Linked DNA regions of Homo sapiens: all the other regions are linked to region 1. The links are chromatin loops, found by intact Hi-C in ENCODE. Cell type or tissue: GM12878. All regions are shown on one strand.

Region 1 (2,500 bases):
TGTGGTAACCACTCAGCAAATGAGCGGTTATTATTATAATCTTCATTAATTGAACAAATATTTGAGCAGCATATTACTTGTGGGCTACATTTGGCTGCATGTAATAGAATCCCAAATATAGAGGTTTAACCAAATAGGGTAACCACCCCTGTTACATCCCCAAATGAACAGATAATAACATCTCACCACCTTCATATAATAACAAGTTTGAAGGCAGGTAGCCCAGGGCTGGAATGACAACACACAATTCCTTCTCCTTCTTTCTGTTCAGCCATGTTCAGACATGGTTTTCGTCTTCATCTTTCGTCTTTGTCACCACATAGGCAAATAGCCCTAATCCTTGTCACTTCTAGCCACCCTAACCACATTCGAGGTAGGAAGAAGGAGGAAAAGAGGAGGAAGGGACAGTTCTCTTCACACTGTAAACGTTTCTCAAAAATGCCCTAGCCTATCTCATTGGTCAGGATTGTCTGGCTGATACTTGGAGCTGCAGGGGAAGCTGGGCACAATGCTACCCTAAACAAAACCAGGATTCTATTGGTAAGGAAGAGAAAAATGAATATAGGGTAGGAAACTAGCAGTGTCTCATCCAGCTCAGACACTGAGAAGCACAGTGCCAGCCCTCAAAAACAGGTGGAGGAAAGAGATAAGCGAGGAACTGTAACAGTGTGATAAAGATCGTGATGGAGGTGTTATCGTGGATGTGCATAAAAGGGACACGTAACTTGTATTTGAGAGGTCAGGAAAGCCTTGCTGAAGGAAATGATAGCTGAGACCTGAAGCATGGATAGGAGTTGGCCAGGGAAGAGAGAGAATGCACAGATGTTCAGAGGTGAGACTGGGTCTTTTCTTGCAGCACAAAGAAGTTTAGTGGGGAACAGAGTGCACCATAGCGAGCAGTGAGGTTGGAGGTGAGCAGGAGACAGAGCATGGACTTCCTAAGCCACTTTAAGGAATTTGTACCTGTCTTCAAGGCACTAAGAAGCCACTGGGGGTGCTTTTTTTTTTTTTTTTTGAGACAGAGTCTCAAATCTGTCAAAAATCTGTCGCCCAGGCTGGAGTGCAGTGGCGCAATCTCAGCTCACTGCAACCTCCACCTCCTGGGTTTAAGCAATTCTCCTGCCTCAGCCCTCTGAGTAGCTTGGATTACAGGCGCCCGCCACCACGCCCAGCTAATTTTTGTATTTTTAGTAGAGACTGGGTTTCACCATGTTGGCCAGGCTGGTCTTGAACTCCTGACCTCAAGTGATCCACCCACCTTGGCCTCCCAAAGTGCTGGGATTACAGGCGTAAGCCACTGCGCCCGGCCAGCCACTGGGGGCTTTTAAGCAGGAGAAATTTTGCTTGCTGGTTTTTAAAACTGGAGTGGGAAAATCATTCAATCACAGCAATTATCTTTAAGTGCCAGTAGATTACCTATCCCTTCTTAATGCACCAGGAGATACACAAATGCACCTCAGCCAAGTCCTCTTCCCTTGGACAGGGGTGCCCCCAGCTGGCCATTGCATTCAGAAGCTGGAAGCCATGTTTGTCTAAACCTCTTTAGAGGTTGGGAATTTCCTTCCCAACGTAATTCTGTGGGATAAAATCAGGCTTGTCCTGGAAATGCTACCCCAATCAGGAGTGGTCACTTTCTATCTTCTTTATTCTTCAATGTTTATGCTCAATAATAAAGATTCTTTTTTAAGGGTCAATCAAGTTCATCAAGGGTACTCTACAAGCCTAAATACACACAGAAATCATGAGTAACCTAAGTAATCTCTAATATGTTTGATTAGATCACCTAACTCTAGATAGAATGTTCATTTTTCTTGATTTAAAAAGGGCTCACACATTTGATTAATCTCCCATTTTACAAGATGACAAGTTTATCACTCCTGGACACTGGCACATTAGCAGGGACTACTATAGCAGCACTGGGTACATTATCACTACATTTCCCAAACTGGTATCTTCAGTGTACAACTTATTATTAAAACAGGATCTTGCTCTGCCACCAAGGCTGGAAGGCAGTGGCACAATCATAGTTCACTGGAGCCTCAACCTCCTGGGTTCAAGAGATCTTCCCGTCTCAGCCTCATGAGTAGCTGGAACTACAGACAAGCACCATTTAAAAATTTTTTTTAAGAGACTGGGTCTCACTGTGTTGCCTGGGCTGGTCTCGAACTCCTGGGCTCTTGATCCTTCCGACTCAGCCTCCCAAAGTACTGGGATTGCAGACATGAACCACCACATGTAGTTCGGAGAACAACTTATAAAAGAATGACATATTAGAAAACACCCTTTTTATTACTGCACTTACTTGGTACATTTCAATCTCAAGTTAAAGCAACTTTTCAAAGACAAGGGCATTATATTTTCCAGTCAGCTGAAAACAGTCATTTGCAACCCACTCTCCATCCCATTCCTGATTTCCTTCTCTATTTTTTTTCATAGAACTTTATCACATTTTAGCATACCATATAACTTACTACTGTCTTCCTTCACCAAATATAAGCTC
Region 2 (2,500 bases), 56 kb before region 1:
TGTCGTTATATTTAGGGGATGAATGCCAAACAGTTTTGAGGTAACTGGTCACAATATCTGCAACTCAATTTTAAATGTTTTATACAAAAAAATAGACACAGATATATGTTAAAATATATGGCAAGATGCTCATAATTATGTAATCTGAGTGGTGATATAGAGGTGTTTGCTACACTGTTTCTGAATGTTTAGAAATTTGGTAACAAAAAGTTGGGGGATTTGTTTTTAAAAACTCTTTACAAATGTTTGTTAAACTTTTGCTCAGAAACTTTACATTTTGGATTCAAGATGCTCCCTTTGTATAGAACTGTTTAAAGCTATTTTGTAGCAACTCAGATTTGTGGCAAGATAACTACCACCTTATGTAAAATAGTTTAGATAAGTTTCCAGTCAAAAAGCTCATGGGAAAAAAAGTGATGTTCTTCTATGAATCAGTGGGAAATTACTGCCCTCTCATTGAAGAAAGCCTCACTTGGTGGAATGGGGATTTTTAGTCTGAGCAGGTCAGAGATTTTCATTTCTTGATTTTGCCAACAGAAGGGATAAAAGTGAAACTCTGAATATGATAAATAGAAAATTATTGCCAAGTAAAAGAAGGCAGGCACAAAAATTATTCCCTAAACACCAACATCCTACAACCAGTAGCAGAAGGAGGCTGCAAGAAATTTGTGTTTCTAAGTCTGACTAAAGTCCCAGAGCTGCGCCAGTCATTTTCTACGGACATACAAGAGAACACCAGAGAAAAAAATTAAACAGTATCATTCTAGTAAGCCCAGAGACAAGAACAGGATTAGCTAGAGATAGAATGAAAAATACTTTTATATAGTTTGCCTTTTTGACTTGAGAAAATATGACTAGTCAATACTGATTTCTATTTATATTAAAATAATTCTTAATATAAATATATTAGATATTATTAAAATAAGTAATATAAATATATTAGATATTAAGTACTAAAATAATACTTAATGATTAAAAGTTTTTATTAAAATGGTTAGTTTTTAATTTTTATTTGAAAATATATAGTTTAAATCTACAATGGAATTCATACAGAAAATTATAATTTGATCATATTGTGGATGACAGAGCCAAGATATCTGCTACCACCTGGTGGAGCATAACTGAATTGCAGTAAAAGCCTGAGATGAGAGGGTAGGAGAGATTGTCAACATCTAGCTTAAAGAAATCCCACCTAGGCCGGGTGCAGTGGCTCACGCCTGTAATCCCAACACTTTGGAAGGCCGAGTTGGGCGGATCGCCTGAGGTCAAGAGTTTGAGACCAACCTGGCCAAAATGGTGAACCCCCGTCTCTACTAAAAAAAAATCAAAAAAATTAGCCGGACATGGTAGCAGGTGTTCGTAATCCCAGCTACTCAGGAGGCTGAGGCAGGAAAATTGCTTGAACCTCGGAGGCGGAGGTTGCAGTGAGCCAAGGTCGCACCACTGCACTCTAGCCTGGGCGACAGAGTGAGACTCCTTCTCAAAAATAAATAAATAAATAAAAATCCTACCTAAGTCTTCATTCCAGAATCTTTATTTCTTATATTAATGCACAAAAATTTGACGTCTTCCATTATGGTTACCAAATATATCCAGTTTATTGAACATTGTGGGCTACAAACTCAAATAGTTTTACTTTCCTCCAGTTACTGCCTTTGACCAGGCTTTGCCAAATCTTTTTTCCCATCCCTTACCAGAATTTTGGGTAGAACCTACATCTTTCCAGTCATTTTCACTTATTAAAAAGAAGTCTTGTCTAGTGTAAAACTTGAGCTTTTGAGACTGAGTCACGCTCTGTCACCCAGGCTGCAGTGCAGTTGCATGATCTTGGCTCACTGCAACCTCTGACTCCTGGGTTCAAGCAATTCAGCCTCCCAAGTAGCTGGGATTACAGGGGTGTGCCACCACACCCTGCTCCCCACTAATTTTTTTTTTTTTTAGTAGAGACAAGTTTTTGCCATGTTTCCTAGGCTCATCTCAAACTCCTGGACTCAAGCAATCCTCCCTGCCCCCCGCCTGCCTTGGCCTCCCAATGTGCTAGGATTACAAGGTGTGAGCCACCATGCCCAGCCAAAACTTGAGTTTCTAATCCAATTTAAGGCTCACATTTTCTCCTCCCCATCACTCTGTCAAGAAAACTTTCTCTTAAGAGACTTAAGTGAGGAATGGCCAGGGTCTGTTTTTTCACTCATACCCACTTCCTTTTTCTGGGTCTGAAAGATGAAAGTGTCTCTCATTTATCTGGCCCCTTTTATAGGCCTCTCTTGGCTGCCTTTGCTTCTCTGGCTAAGACCAACAGGTTGCTAACATCAAATGACCAAGTAACATACACAGCAGCCAACTATTCACAAAGACAGGTCATTGCCTTTACCCCTGCCTATGTAGACAAAGAGTCAGAAACAAAGAAAGACCTGGTTGTTTGCTCAAGTTTCTGGTCACCTAAAGAGTGAGCCTAAGTCCTCAGGCCTCCCTGTTAGCTGGTCCTAGTTCCCTTTCTTAA
Region 3 (2,500 bases), 90 kb before region 1:
AATTTGAGGTCTTGGCCAGGAGATGAACTAGCAATTATTCATTCTCATTATTAAGACCTATATCTTCATCAGGAAATCAACTAGCAATTATTCATTCATTCTCAATATTAAGATCTATATGGAAACTTATCACCTATAATCTAATCCAAGTCTCCAGCTGGAACTCCATGTCTGCCTTCTCTCAGTTCTTCCCCTATAAGCCAACCTGCATGACACCTCCTCACAAATCACTCATTAGTTTTTGGCACAGCATCTTTGCATAGGCCATAGCCCACACCAGAAGGGCCATCAATTTTTATCTCTGCTGTCATTTTCCACCAGGAACATTTAAATTGTTTTCAAAATCCACTTTCCCCTGGAAGTCTTTTCAAATCGTATTCCCACAACACATTTTCTGATCATTCTCGCTTCCTCATTTTTGATGTTTATATACCCAGCTTAAGCTTCCACAGCTCTTTAATTGACTGAAATAGACACTTATTAGTTAAAATTCTGGTTATAAGGGTCAATCACAATTTTTTTCCTTTCTTTCTCCCCAAAAAAATATTTATCAGTCAACTCATATGCCTCAAAAGTAGCACTAGCAGGTGATTTATGAGCATACAACTCACAATTGCCTCCTGACCTCTTCTTGGAGACCCCCAAGCCCTCCTCACATCCCTTCCCAGCTCTCTCTTCACTACTCCTTTGCTGTACTCTAAGCTTCATAAGATCCAGAACCATGCCTGTATTGTTCAGTACTATGTTCAGAATGCCTGTCGCTGGAATATTCATTGAATGAATGAATGAGTGAATAGCAGTCTAGTTGATTTGACCTGTCAACACTACCTATAGGCCTTTGCAGGGAACCGTTTGAGCCAACAACCCATTCTTGAATCAATCACTGTGGCCAAGGTATTCTAGGCTCTGTTTGGACAAGCTTTGGTCACGTGCCCACTATCAAGTTTGAGTGGAACATCATGTAAGTATGAAATCACCTTCTTTCTTCTCTCAGGATGATCATGCACAAGGTGTGCTTCCTACTCTCCTGCACCTCACACCAACACTCACTAGTCAGAAAACAGGCGTGCAGCCATGGTGAAGATGGAAGTCAGATGGAGCTGATCTTTCTAGGAATTCCTGGTACTGCTGGAAGTTGGGGAATGGGGGATAAATTGTGAGGACAGCCAGAGAAGATGGAAGGGAGATAAGAAAACATGGCTGGCGTTAGAGAAGGGAATTGGGCCTGGATCTTCCCCATGCTCTTACCACAGGAACTGGGCAAGATAATGAACTTCATTATCTTGTTCATTATCTGTGTGACCTGGCCCTCATTATCTGTATAAGAGCTGGAAGTCCTAGACCAGAGTGGGGGGGTTTCTAGTCTCTAATGTTCAGTTTAATTCAATTGACGCTACTAAGAATGTGTGCCAAGAGGTGATTTCCATTTATGCTTATAATGAGCAACCGTTTGACTTTAAAATCTTTTAGGGGAAATACCCTAAAAGACCACAAGATGGGAATATTATGGCATAAAAGAGTATGTTAGCTTCTAAGTGCATGCATGTCCTGTATTTGCCCCTCTTTTAGATCTATGTGTCTTTCTTGGTGGTGTTTTCTTTGTGAGCCTGTAAGTCTCTTTGTGTCTGTATGTTATGTTCTATGTTCAGATCTTTTTGTTTGTTTGTGTTTTGTTTTTTTGAGGCAGAGTCTTGCTCTGTCACCCAGGCTGGAATGCAGCGGCCCGATCTTGGCTCACTGCAAACTCCGCCTCCCAGGTTCAAGCAGTACTCCTATGTTTGGATCTTTCTACTAGCTTTTTTTGTTTCTCTTCCCCTTCGTTTATTCTTTTTCCTCATATTACTCCCCAAATAAAATAAATAATTTGGAAGCATATAATATTGGATAATAATCTCAAGTAAAATTTTATATTTCATTTTAAAAGGAACTGTCAGTTCCTTTTTAAAAGCAAAAGAAGCCAGGGGCAGTGGCTCACACCTATAGTCTCAACACTTTGGGAGGCCACAGTGGGTGGATCATGAGGTCAGAAGTTCGAGACCAGCCTGGGTAACGTGGTGAAACCCTGTCTCTACTAAAAATACAAAAAATTAGCCGGGTGTGGTGGCAGGCACCTGTAGTCCCAGCTGCTCAGGAGGCTGAGGCAGGAGAATTGCTTGAACCTAGAAAGCATAAATTGCAGTGAGCCAAGATCGCACCACTGCACTCCAGCCTGGGCAACAGAGCGAGACTCCGTCTCAAAATAAATAAATAAATAATAAAAAGAGTGTTCTCTCTCGGGCAGATATCTAAATTATCTTCTAACTTATGTTGCTTTTTTTGTGGATCAATCATTATCAATTTAAAGATTCCCTGTCATTGCTCTTAGGAGTGAAATGGTTTTCATCTCCATCTTCCCTGTTATGTGAATTAAAGGCAAGATATTATGCAGAAAATAAAACGCCCAAATGCAAAACTTGCAAGTCAGCCTGCCAAAAGAAATATTAAAGATGTTTAAAGAGGT

Evidence for each region. Hi-C counts contacts between places; a loop is a spot of excess contacts. Peaks named below come from ENCODE experiments on the same cell type or tissue, not always from the same donor. Only the 100,000 strongest peaks of a DNase experiment are listed, where the experiment ranks them.
Region 2: it touches region 1 in a loop (4-fold over the local background); 16 of 110 quality-filtered maps call a loop at or near these places.
Region 3: a loop joins it to region 1, with 6 times the contacts of the local background. A loop is called at or near these places in 9 of 110 quality-filtered maps.

What each region holds. Positions count from the first base shown.
Region 1 is chr3:122,355,137-122,357,636 of GRCh38, forward strand. No RefSeq gene overlaps it. Among named protein-coding and RNA genes, the nearest start is that of MIX23, 27 kb to the right of the region's middle. In GM12878, a CTCF peak has its summit at 1,492 (motif pointing left); a DNase peak (open chromatin) is centred at 1,473.
Region 2 is chr3:122,298,945-122,301,444 of GRCh38, forward strand. No RefSeq gene overlaps it. Among named protein-coding and RNA genes, the nearest start is that of CSTA, 25 kb to the right of the region's middle. In GM12878, a CTCF peak has its summit at 1,118 (motif pointing left); DNase peaks (open chromatin) are centred at 497, 1,111 and 2,307; H3K27ac peaks cover 2,260 bases.
Region 3 is chr3:122,264,768-122,267,267 of GRCh38, forward strand. The region is part of intron 4 of CASR (calcium sensing receptor); the gene reads left to right. Among named protein-coding and RNA genes, the nearest start is that of CSTA, 59 kb to the right of the region's middle. RefSeq lists a silencer at 320-421. In GM12878, a CTCF peak has its summit at 1,489; no DNase peak of the experiment used is centred here; H3K27ac peaks cover 853 bases.